Linked DNA regions of Homo sapiens: region 1 is linked to region 2. Evidence: read pairs that join two places in POLR2A ChIA-PET (ENCODE). Cell type or tissue: GM12878. All regions are shown on one strand. Each heading gives the region's core, and the rest is flanking DNA. Links, peaks and the distances in the headings are about the cores only. Region 1 has its middle 140 kb from the start of EFNA5. Region 2 has its middle 78 kb from the start of EFNA5.

Evidence for each region. Peaks named below come from ENCODE experiments on the same cell type or tissue, not always from the same donor. Only the 100,000 strongest peaks of a DNase experiment are listed, where the experiment ranks them.
Region 1: POLR2A ChIA-PET joins it to region 2 with 5 read pairs; 2 of 35 experiments call an interaction of 5 or more read pairs at or near these places.

The regions. Positions count from the first base shown.
Region 1 is chr5:107,811,219-107,816,602 of GRCh38, forward strand. No RefSeq gene overlaps it. Among named protein-coding and RNA genes, the nearest start is that of EFNA5, 140 kb to the left of the region's middle. RefSeq lists enhancers at 1,239-1,348, 1,449-1,548, 2,266-2,465. In GM12878, for the core only: no CTCF peak of the experiment used is centred there; DNase peaks (open chromatin) are centred at 1,483 and 2,583; H3K4me3 peaks cover 834 bases; H3K27ac peaks cover 2,367 bases.
Region 2 is chr5:107,745,979-107,751,362 of GRCh38, forward strand. No RefSeq gene overlaps it. Among named protein-coding and RNA genes, the nearest start is that of EFNA5, 78 kb to the left of the region's middle. In GM12878, for the core only: no CTCF peak of the experiment used is centred there; no DNase peak of the experiment used is centred there; H3K27me3 peaks cover 120 bases.

The DNA of each region.
Region 1 (5,384 bases), core at 260-5,259, 65 kb after region 2:
TCATTTTACATTTATGTAAAGAGCCATCTCTCATCAAGCTGCTCCATCTCTCGGCATGTTCAAGAATATTTTAAACAACAAGAAATGCTCCATACAGCTTCACTGGAGCCTGTAACTCCCTGTTCTGGAAATTGAAAGCAGCAAAACAGTTTGCTGGGGGATAGTAGGGCTGAAACACAAATAGTTAGAGCTAGGGGTCAATACTTGGAACTCAAGAATGCTGGTAATGAGCCTGATGGCAAGTTGGAAATGGGTTTTCAATACGATCACTTGACAAACATGATTTTTACGACTTTGAGCTTCAACCACAGGCCATGTTATTGGACAGACATGTGAATAGGTAAATGTCTAACTACTATTTCTGTATTTCTATAATATTCTTCCCTTTGGGGCCATCAGGACAATCTACCAGGTCTAGGAATCAGACTACTTTCTGAATCTGAAAGGGGGCTGATGGCAGCTACCAGGATTTGGGAACTAGGAAGAACGAATAATGACAAAACAGTTTAAGAAAAGATGAAAGAACTACTTTGGAGCAGAATTGGCTAGAAGAAATGTTAATGGCCTGCCTTCATGGTGTTGTACAGAAAATGAAATACTGAGAAGCCACAAAGAGAGCCCATCCCTGTGGTATAACTGTGAGGCATAATAGGAGGAATTTAAAAAGAAAAACTTGAGACAGGCATTAGGAAACAGACAGAACTTCCATATTCCCAGAAAGAAGGTGAGCACATTGAAGGCATTTAAAAACTGAGGTTGAATTAAACTCTAGGAAATATTTTCTCTTGTCGGCAACAATTCTCTGCTGGCCCAGTGGGACAGAGTACATCATCTAACGAGACATTTTTATTTCTAATTTCTTTAACTCCATGGAAAATCCTTCCTGAATTCTCCGCAACTCTCTGTGGTGTTTACTAAGTGAAATAACTTAGTGCCCTCCACAGCCTTCACTAACTTAGTATCCATTCGCTCTTCCAAATCAATAATAAACACATTAAATAACATTGGTCCCCATACAGACCCCAAATGCACCACACTATTAACCTCTCTCCACTCCAGGAAACCAGCAGTCACTCTGTCTCCCACGGCTTAGCTGGTTTTGTAGAAATCTCCAGCCTTTGACTGCTCCTGCCCAGCTGAAAGAAGGGTCTAACTCCACTTCTGCTCTTTCCTGGTTAACACTGCAGGGCTCTCTGGTGGAAGCCTGCACCCCTGGGGCAGTGGCTGCAGGTAACACTAGTCTATTTGATGGGAGGCCTAAGAGTTTCAGCAAGGAAGGAAAGCAAGATGGAAAAAAGTTTATTGTTCTTACTGAAAACCCAATTGCACTGCCATTTTTCAATTCCATTGAGAAATGTCAATGTTCTTTCCCACCGTCTGGCGGAGGCAGATTTGACCAGGTGTCTCCACACAGAGTGGGTTCTCACAGTTGGGCTGCGTGTGTGTCATAAAGCTAAATAAGGAGCCAGTTCAGTCCGCCACCCCCCTTCGCTTCTGCCGGCCAGACACACTTCCCCATATGACAGTCTTATAAATAGCTGCTAAGCAGCTGGTCCTCCTCTCACCTCCTGACTCTGTCAGAATCCCCCACTAGAAGCCCCTGACAGTCATGCAGCTGGGAGCTCCCCTTTTCTCTTCTTCTCTCCTCTCCACTCCCTACCTCTGACATATGGCCGCCACCTCAACAATGCCCACTGAAACCAGCCAGGGACTGACTTCCATGGGAGAAGGGATCAAGCAGGCTGAGGGCTGGATCTGACCACTGAAGCAAACTGTCACCCAAGTAAACAGGGGAATGGAAGGTTGGGAGACACCACAGTGAGACACCAGGCAGCCCACAGTACAGCGGCCAGATGGCTGACCCAGCAAAAATCCCAGGAATCTTTCTGGAGTGAGTCAAACATTATAAATATCTGTGGGACTCCGTGATGCTTCTAACTATATATGTACATATTCGAAAATAGTTTTGGACAAATAAATATAGGATGAAATGTATTATTATTAACTTTTACAAAGTTCCAACAATGTGTTCAGAGTTCAAATGAGGGTAGGATTTAGGATAAAGAAAATACAGGAAACAATTAAAGATTTGGAAGCCAATACATGATAAGAAGATAACAAAACAGAAATGGTGCTTTGTTTCTAAATATTGTTGGTTTTCATGAAAGAAGAAGCTCTAGCTGATAGGGTATTATAGCTGCAGGTATGGGCAGAGAGAGTCAAGTCAATTTCACAGGAACTTATTGAGTGCCCACTATGTGCTAGGCACAGGGAATGCAGAGTTATCCCCAGCCTTGATCAGCCCAGACAAGTAGAAGGCCAGTAGATGTTATAGAAGGTGGAAAGGTCAATTTTGCTTTTGGGGTAGAGAGTCGTGGAAGTCTACAGAGAGGACACAGGACAATCTAGGCTGTAGGAATAGCAGGAGTTCAGGCAAGAAGATGCCCACGTTCCCACAGGTCTAAGAAACAGTGGACAGGTCCCCCTGGCATAGCAGGTATAGTGTGGGAGGCGGGGACCTGCTCAAGCATGCTGGAGTGGGCATGCGGCTTGGGGAAGAGGACTTAGACATGAGAAAATGAAACCATTGAACAAAGTGTGCAGTAACCACAAGCTAATGCTGAAATTTCAGATCTCAGTTGTCACCTAAAGAACTCACCCCTTCTTGGTTCTCCTCACATAGGCTATTCTGAAAGTTTATTTTTATTTATTTATTGAGACAGAGTCTCACTCCATCACCAGGCTGGAGTGCAGTGCACTATGTTGGCTCACTGCAACCTCTGCCTCCCAGGTTCAAGCGATTCTTGTGCCTCAGCCTCCCATGTAGTTGGGACAATAGGCACCTGCCGTCAAGCCTGGCTAATTTTTGTATTTTTAGTAGAGAAGGGGTTTCTCCATGTTGACCAGGCTGGTCTCGAACTCCTGGTCTCAAGTGATCCACCCACCTCAGCCTCCCAAAGTGTTGGAATTAGGCATGACCCACCACACGCGGCCTAATCCGAATGTTCAAATAGATCATAGTTTAAATCTCCTATCAAAGAGTCATCCTTGAACCATGGACCCCTCAAGCATTTCCCAACATGCCCGCACATTTCACAGGAAGTGCATAGTTGTAGCTGCCACTGAGGGACCCTGCACAAAGTGTTCCAAAGTTCTGCCCTGGCAGTGCTGGACCTGGACCCCCTCCAGGGTTAACACCACCATCTGGATATTTCACCGGCAGTGCTGAAGCCAGAGGGCATGGAGGACACAGACCACCAGAGATAGTTAGTGGTTTCCTTTGGGAAAGATCAGGGCTTGAGTCCTGAGGCTGGGGAGGGGCAGCCTCAGTCTTTGAGGATTTAGTGGGGCCCAGCAGGGATTTGGCAGACAGGGCTGGACAGAAGCTGAGTATGCTTTCTTCTGAGGTCAGCCAAATCATCACACTCTCAGGGACACCTTCCCCAGCCCTTTATTACATATTCTGATGGAACTGTGAACCTTTTCTGCATACTACCATTGTCACTGTATGGTTGTTAATTGACATCTGTTCTCTTCTCCTAGAGCACAATCCGCAGATTGGCTTTGCTCTCTGTTGAATCCCCTGTTTCCAGCACCCTGCTGGGCACGCACTAGACACTCAGGAAGTAACTGTTTCTTGAAGGATTATCAGAGCTAATGTTTATTGAGAATTTTGTATTCTACCATTTAATCCTCAACAACCACTTGTGAAATAAGTAATATTAATTAATCCCATTTTACAGATGAGTAAACGGAGACTCAAAGGATTAAGTGACTTGCCAAATGCTAATGAGTGGTGGAGTGGGGCTTGAACTCTGGTAGTCTGACTGTTGAGTCTGGGAGAGGCCATGTGGCAGGTCTGGTGGCAGAAGAGGAACCAGAGTGGCCCAGAATAAGGAAGGCAGAGAAAGTGGTGGCTCTGGGGGCAGGGATGTGGGGAGATCCTTTCTCCCATTTAAGCTTACGGGACCCAGATTTCTGGCATCACTGCTAGATCGCCTCTGCTTCAGCTGTTCAGGGAGTATTTTAGCGAGTGAATGAGTCTGGACATCCTTAACAGATGCTGCCCGCCCACGTGGACTGGTCTTCCAGCCGCTCACTGCTGAGCTGAAGCTGTTGAACGTTTCCTCAGGCATCCCCTCCACAGCAGGGCCTTCCAGCAAACCCGCAGGCTTCCTGGGTGCTGCCTTGACCTAGGTCCTGTTCTCAGGAGCTTCTCCACGACAGGCGAGAGGCCAGGTGCTGGGCTAGTTCCTAGGACATTGAGGTGATGACATTAACTAAGGCTGTCTCCACAAGCTTAAGTCAGAAGTGTCCCAAAACCTGGGGGCCTGGGAATTCAAATGGTCCCCAGCAAGTCTGATTCTTTCTCCATCTCAAAGCTATTCTGTTACCCTTAAGTCTTACTTTGACACCACATGGACAGTAATTTGTGATGTTCTGAAAGTCGGAATGGCTTCCTCGGTGTAGCTTTCTAAAATGAACTGAACTTCAACCTGTGCTAAGCACTCTACATGCATTCATTTCATCCTCACGGTTTTACAGACAAATCAACCAAGCCTCAGAGGGGCGAAGGCGCTTACTCAATGTCACTCAGGGAGTGAATGGTGAAGCTGGAGTGAGAGTCTAGATCTTTCTTAATGTAGAGTCAAAGATCCTGGCAACCAGCGTATCCTGGGGTAATAGCCCATTATGGCTGCCAGGATACTATATGTATAATTTTTTATATTTTTGGCATTGAGAATAAGATTTTTGAACAGTCAAATCTATCACCTGAAATGTCGTGAGGAGTTAATGTGAAGATTTCTTTCTTAATCAACAATTTGATTGTTTAATGGCCTTATTATTTTTTTAGAAAATAAGACTCAGACTACATATCTCATCTTGGTCTGCAATACTAATTCTAGGATGCCTCAACTTTAGTTCTTAGAGCAAAATGCAAGGGCAAAAATGGGAAGTAACACTGTCTGAATGGTATCATTTGGGGATTTTTTTTCTTTGTGATGCTCATAATCGAACAACAGCTTTTGTCTAAAAAATTAAATGTGACAAGAAATTAATCCACATTGTGATCTAATTATTTTTAGAATTATGAGAAAAATGTAAGGTGTCTCAACTATTTAATTTTGAAAAGTGTCTATGGAAATTAACTTTCACTGCCTTTCATAAGGATTTTAGTTTTCTTGCCATCCTTAAATGGCATTTTCAACAATCACTAATATGGCTATTGCTGTCACGTAAGGTCACTGGCATGTGAGGTAGGGTTTCTTGCAAAGCCTGACTTTAAAGAACATGTGACGTATCATGCTCTAGACTACTTTAAAGTGTAATTTATCAAATTAATGAATTAGAATTCAGGGGCTAATCAAAGAACCAACCAGTTT
Region 2 (5,384 bases), core at 324-5,323:
GTTAATAATATGCCTTTAGCTGTTGTCTTCTTATGTTGACTCCAAGCAGACCCCTCCCTTAATTTCCACTAACTTAAGCTAATTGCAGCCTCTGCAGCCATGCAGGCTAATCCTTTGTTGACAATAAAACCCTTTAGTACTTTCAGTGTGTCATTATGTCCCCTAGATTTTCTGCAGGCTGGAGCTCCTTATTTCTTGGCATGGGTGCTTCTCTGCTGAGGTTTCCAGTGTGTTATCATACTGGCTGCACTTCTGTGGACCTGCCAAGAGTCTACCATTATTAAGACATTTGCGATTGGTTGATTCAATAAGCTGATTAATCAACATTATTAGTTTATCCATTGTTTTCAAACCAGTTCTGTTTCTACCTTTGTCCAAAATTTGAAAGAGACCCCATAGCTTTTCTATTGTGGGAAATAAGAGTAGTCCTTTTAGACATTTAAAAACTAATAACTCTGTAACTCCAGTTCGGTCCATCCCAATTTGCTCAACATTCCAAATATATGTCCAGTTTAGGGCTTATCCCCTCCTGCCAAGATCTGACCCAGTCTCAGAAGCCTGGAGTTGGGGGACAGAGTATGACTGTATATTTATTGTTTCATAGCTGTTTCTCCTTTTCTCACTGGCTGCTGTTTCCCATGACTTAGTGCTGGGCTGAGGAAGAAGAGACTATGGGAACGTGGCTGACACAGTTAAAAGTGCTGATGCCTTCGAAGTATAATGGATATACAAAGCTGATTCTCTCCTTTACATGACACCATTATATGTTCTTTGAGGTGCTTTGCTGATGACATCTAAACCAGTTCTTCTCAAAGTATAGTCCGTAAATTACACAATTATTATCACCTAGGAGCTTGTTAGAAATACACATTTTTGAGTCTCACCTCAGTCCTAAGGAATCAGAATTTCTAGGAGGTGTGGCTGAGGAAATTTGTTTTAACAGGTTCCCAGGGTAATTCTAATGCAGGCTAAAGTTTGAGAAGCATTGATCTAGATAGTGGTTTATCCTCTGGCTGGTCACTTACAAGGCCTGGGTTTGGGGGCACATTGCACCTCTAGGCCTGTGTTTTCCTGTGAGCTGAGCCCACAGGTGAACTGCAGGACACGACAGCTTTTTCCCAGTTTCCTCCCAACATTATCCTTTCCTCTCTGCTGTACTTCTCAGAGGTCCCTGAACCCAGTTGTCCATCTTACACTTCTGGGATGAGGCAGGTGTTAAGCGTCTCTGCTCCAAACTCCAGGAGATAAGAACAAAGCTCTCAGGGAGTTCTAAGCGTCCCTCTCTTGATTTAAGGAGTGGAGAATGTTCCTCTTTTTTCTCTCCCATTGAAGTGAGTGATAGGCCCATGCAAACAAAACCAGATTTACTGTCCATTAGCTGTTCCACAAAAGTGATCTAGCATTTCCATTTGGGATGTAGAAGGACTTGATACCTCTTGTATTATTCATGGCGTTTGGGGTCTGTTGCAAAAATCTGAGAAGCACAGAAGTCACATTTAACATCTTCTTGGACATGGCAACCAAAACTCAATCCAATAAGATGGCTCTTCTTTGTCGTACACACTCCTTTTAGGTATGCAGTCAAAGTTCACATTGACCACATCATATCACTGATATAAGAGATATACTGTCAATTTCCTTAAATTATTTTCCCTTATGCTCCTGTTGTCATGTCTGCCCAAATTTATTCTTAGCTGGGTCTTTGTGTTACTTTTTAAATACATTTTTGCTTCTCTTTCATATTTACCATGGTTATGGCCCCTTCTTGCCTTCTTGTGTGCATACGTTGTGGAGCTCATAGAACTTTCCAGCACTGACTTTTCTAATATCCAGATTATCTGTGTTACACACATTCAGGTAAAATGATCACAGTTCCCATTATTGGCAATATTTTCCCCTTCTTGTTGATCAGAATTAAGAAGAGATTACTAATCCCCTGATCCATTCCTCTACATCTGAAAAACGAAATTATCATCAAGGCAAATGAAGAATTTATCAGAAGTTTTGCTGTCATTACATCAAACATCCTGCAGATGCTTATTACACATCTGTGCTATCTACCCTTCCTGGTTGGACATTCACTGCTGCTCAGCAATTTATTTCTTAACCCTTTATTCCTCTCTCCATGAAGATTATGCCAAATCTTCTTCATTCCTATAAGTTCAGGCACCATTTGTTCCCCTCACTCCCCATAAATGATTCCACATCCAGTGGACTAAAAGAATTGTCAGACAATATGAGATCCCTGAACTTTCCTCCTCTCTACCTCAAAAATCTCTCTGTAATTTGACTTTGTTACTCTTTCCTCTAAGACCATGTCTCCATCTTTGTCATTTTTTCCCACCCCACTTGGGGATCCCATTTATTTTTCTCTTTAATCTGTCTCTCTGCATTAGCTATATAAGTCTCATATCCCAAAAACCAACCAACAAGAAAACATGCTGTGACCATCATGTCCTTTTCCCATGTCCCACTTCTGTTGATCCACCTCTGCTCACTTTCCTCCATTCTTCTAATAAAGTTTCTTCAAAGCCAGTCGATGATCTAATCACAGATTCCAAGATCTTTTCTTATTTTTTCATCCTTATGGAACCATGTCCTTTTTATGTTAAAATGTATACTCCTGACTCTCCCCTGGGCATGCAAAAAGTACTCAATGTATTTCAATCCCAGTGATTACAATTTCATCAATTTTAAAACTGACCTCCCTACTGCTAGTTTCTTTGTTTATTTTAAACTCTGTTGCTGGAATTACTTTCCTAAAAGAAATTCAACCTTTGCTGAAAAATCTTAAATAATCTAACTCCAATATTTATTTCCAGCCTTATTACCTACTGTCTAATTTTTTTTTTTGACACACCAACTAGTGAATGACACAACAAGGAACCATTTCCTCTTCTCCAAGGTGTTTTCATTTCTTCAAGCATTGGATTATGCTACTTTTTCATTTAGAATTTCCTTCCTTCCAAGTTGTTTATGTCACAATACTACTTATTCTTTTATATCCCTCACAAATGTTACCTTTCTTCAAAGCTTTACCACGTTCCTTTAAATGAGGGCAACTTCTTTCTTCTGAATTCCTATAGTCCATTGACATGGCCTTATGTTATACATTCAAATACACAAGTGTGAATAATTACTAAATTTAGAGAGTGTAATATTTTTTCCAAAATAACTACATCTTTCCAATACAAGATAAACAATATAAACTACTCCACTTTTTGTCTTGCATTAGATTAGACAAAATACCATCTGAGAATTGGGAAAACTATAATTTTCTTTAGGTTTTTGCCTGTAATTTGTAAAACAACAGAAAACATTCCTGTGGACCTGTTTAAAATTTTTCCCAGATGCCGTAATTTCAGTACTCTATGATGATGCCTTCATGACACCCACTGAATATTCAGATGTTGAAAAATCTGGAGGATGGGAATTAGAATGATTAGCACTTTTGGAAGTAGGCCCTTTGTGGAAGTAATTTATATATTAAGAGGGAGGAGGAAGAAGAAGAGGGAGGAGGAAGAGGAGCTGGAACTGGAATTATTTGATGTAGAAAAGAAAATGCAGGGGCAGAAAATATTAGCAATTAGTTTCTGAGTATCTTAAAAAAAACTATTATATGAGTGAGTGACAGTGAGAAGCTGTTTCATGTTCCTACTTAAGAGTAGGACAAATGCTTTTGGGCTACTGCAACAAAAAATCCAAAAAGGCATTAGGAGAAGTCTTCAGACTCTAAAGTTGGTAAAATTGTGGTGTATGATAACAGGTTGTCAATGCAGGGAAAAAGACATCTTTCTGCACTGGGGGTCAGGGTGGTATCCTGTATGGAAGAAAAGATGCTGTAGATGAGGCTTATTCAAGCTTTTTATCTATTCCAATGAGATCCTACATGTAGGGAAAGAAGTGATTCATTCTATCACACAGTATTGAGACAGCTTTTTCAGAAAATGTAAGTTAATTATCTGATCTGCACCTAAAGAAGAAAGGAAGGTTCTGAGAACATGGCATTGTGAGTGGATAGATGCACAGTCTGAAACCAGACAGTTTGGTTGCTTCTCCAGGATCATCACATCCTAGCTTTGTGACCCTGGAAAGATTTTAAACTGCTCTAAGAATCAGTTTCCTCCTCTGCAAACTGGTGATAATAGAGATGTGAGTAGTCACGGAGATGATACTCGATAAATGTCAACTTTTATTATTTTATTAGACATATAGCACCTTCTAGGCACTATGTTAGGCATTTTCCCAATCATTATTTCCTTCACAGAGCAGTCATCCAAGGCTTCTATAAAATAGGATGATATGATGACTTTTCACCAGAGTTATGTTCTTTAATTAAAAATGAAAGCCCTAGGTATCAAAGACCAGCCTGCTGAGTTCCCTGACCTTTCCCAACCATGAGACATTTCCCTGATATCTGCAGCACGTCTTTGACATCTGGGACAGAAGACCAATTTGCCTCCACCCCCACGTGGCTCCACCTGTCACCATTATTATGTGATCTTTATCAAATTAAACTGAGAATGTACTAATCTTTTTTCATTATGCTTCCAACCAAAGCCACCAAGCTCACAAATATGGTGTCTGTTTAATAAAATGAATTGATACAGGAAAGAAAATTCTGGTATTTAATTTCATATCTTCAAGACAATATTTATATCAACTAATATATTCATGTTCTATTTGAGCTATAATATATTTCTCATCACCTGATGAACTTGTGACAGAGGGTCTGTTTGTAGCCAGTGGTTAATACAGAGTGTATTTTCCTCTGGGTCATTGCCCCTTCCTTTCTTCTTCTACAATTTACCTTCAGAAAAAAAGCCATTTTCACAAAAGCCATTTTGAGAGTCAGTTAAATGTGCAGGATGCTAAAATTACATATGTACTTGTATCAGAGTTTACATGTGTGTGTGCACGCGCACGTGTGCACGCATTTGTGTATCCTTTTTAAAGAAAAGTTTGTATTCCCAGGAGCAAGGATAATGAGGCATATGCTCTATTCCTAGCAAAACAACAAGCTCAGTACCAAGTGTTAGATATAGCTTAATGTAAAATATATTAATAACTCTCTCTATGCTAATAGTGAGATTTAAAAATCCAAACCATAGGGTTGAATTTATATGGCTAAATCAGAAAAAGCCATCATAATTGGAATTTCAGCAACATGTTTGGATGATAGAAATCAGTGGGGCATGACAATCTTTACTTTGAGTTATACATAAAGGTATCTTAGGACTTGAATAAGACATGCATAGTGTATAAAGAAATCCTGAGACACTGTGAAAATAGTTTACCACTGTGAAGAGAAAAAGGGAAGGTTAAATTACTTTGGCTATAAAACCACATGTAATGCAAAAACCCACTGAACCAACTTTGTTTTC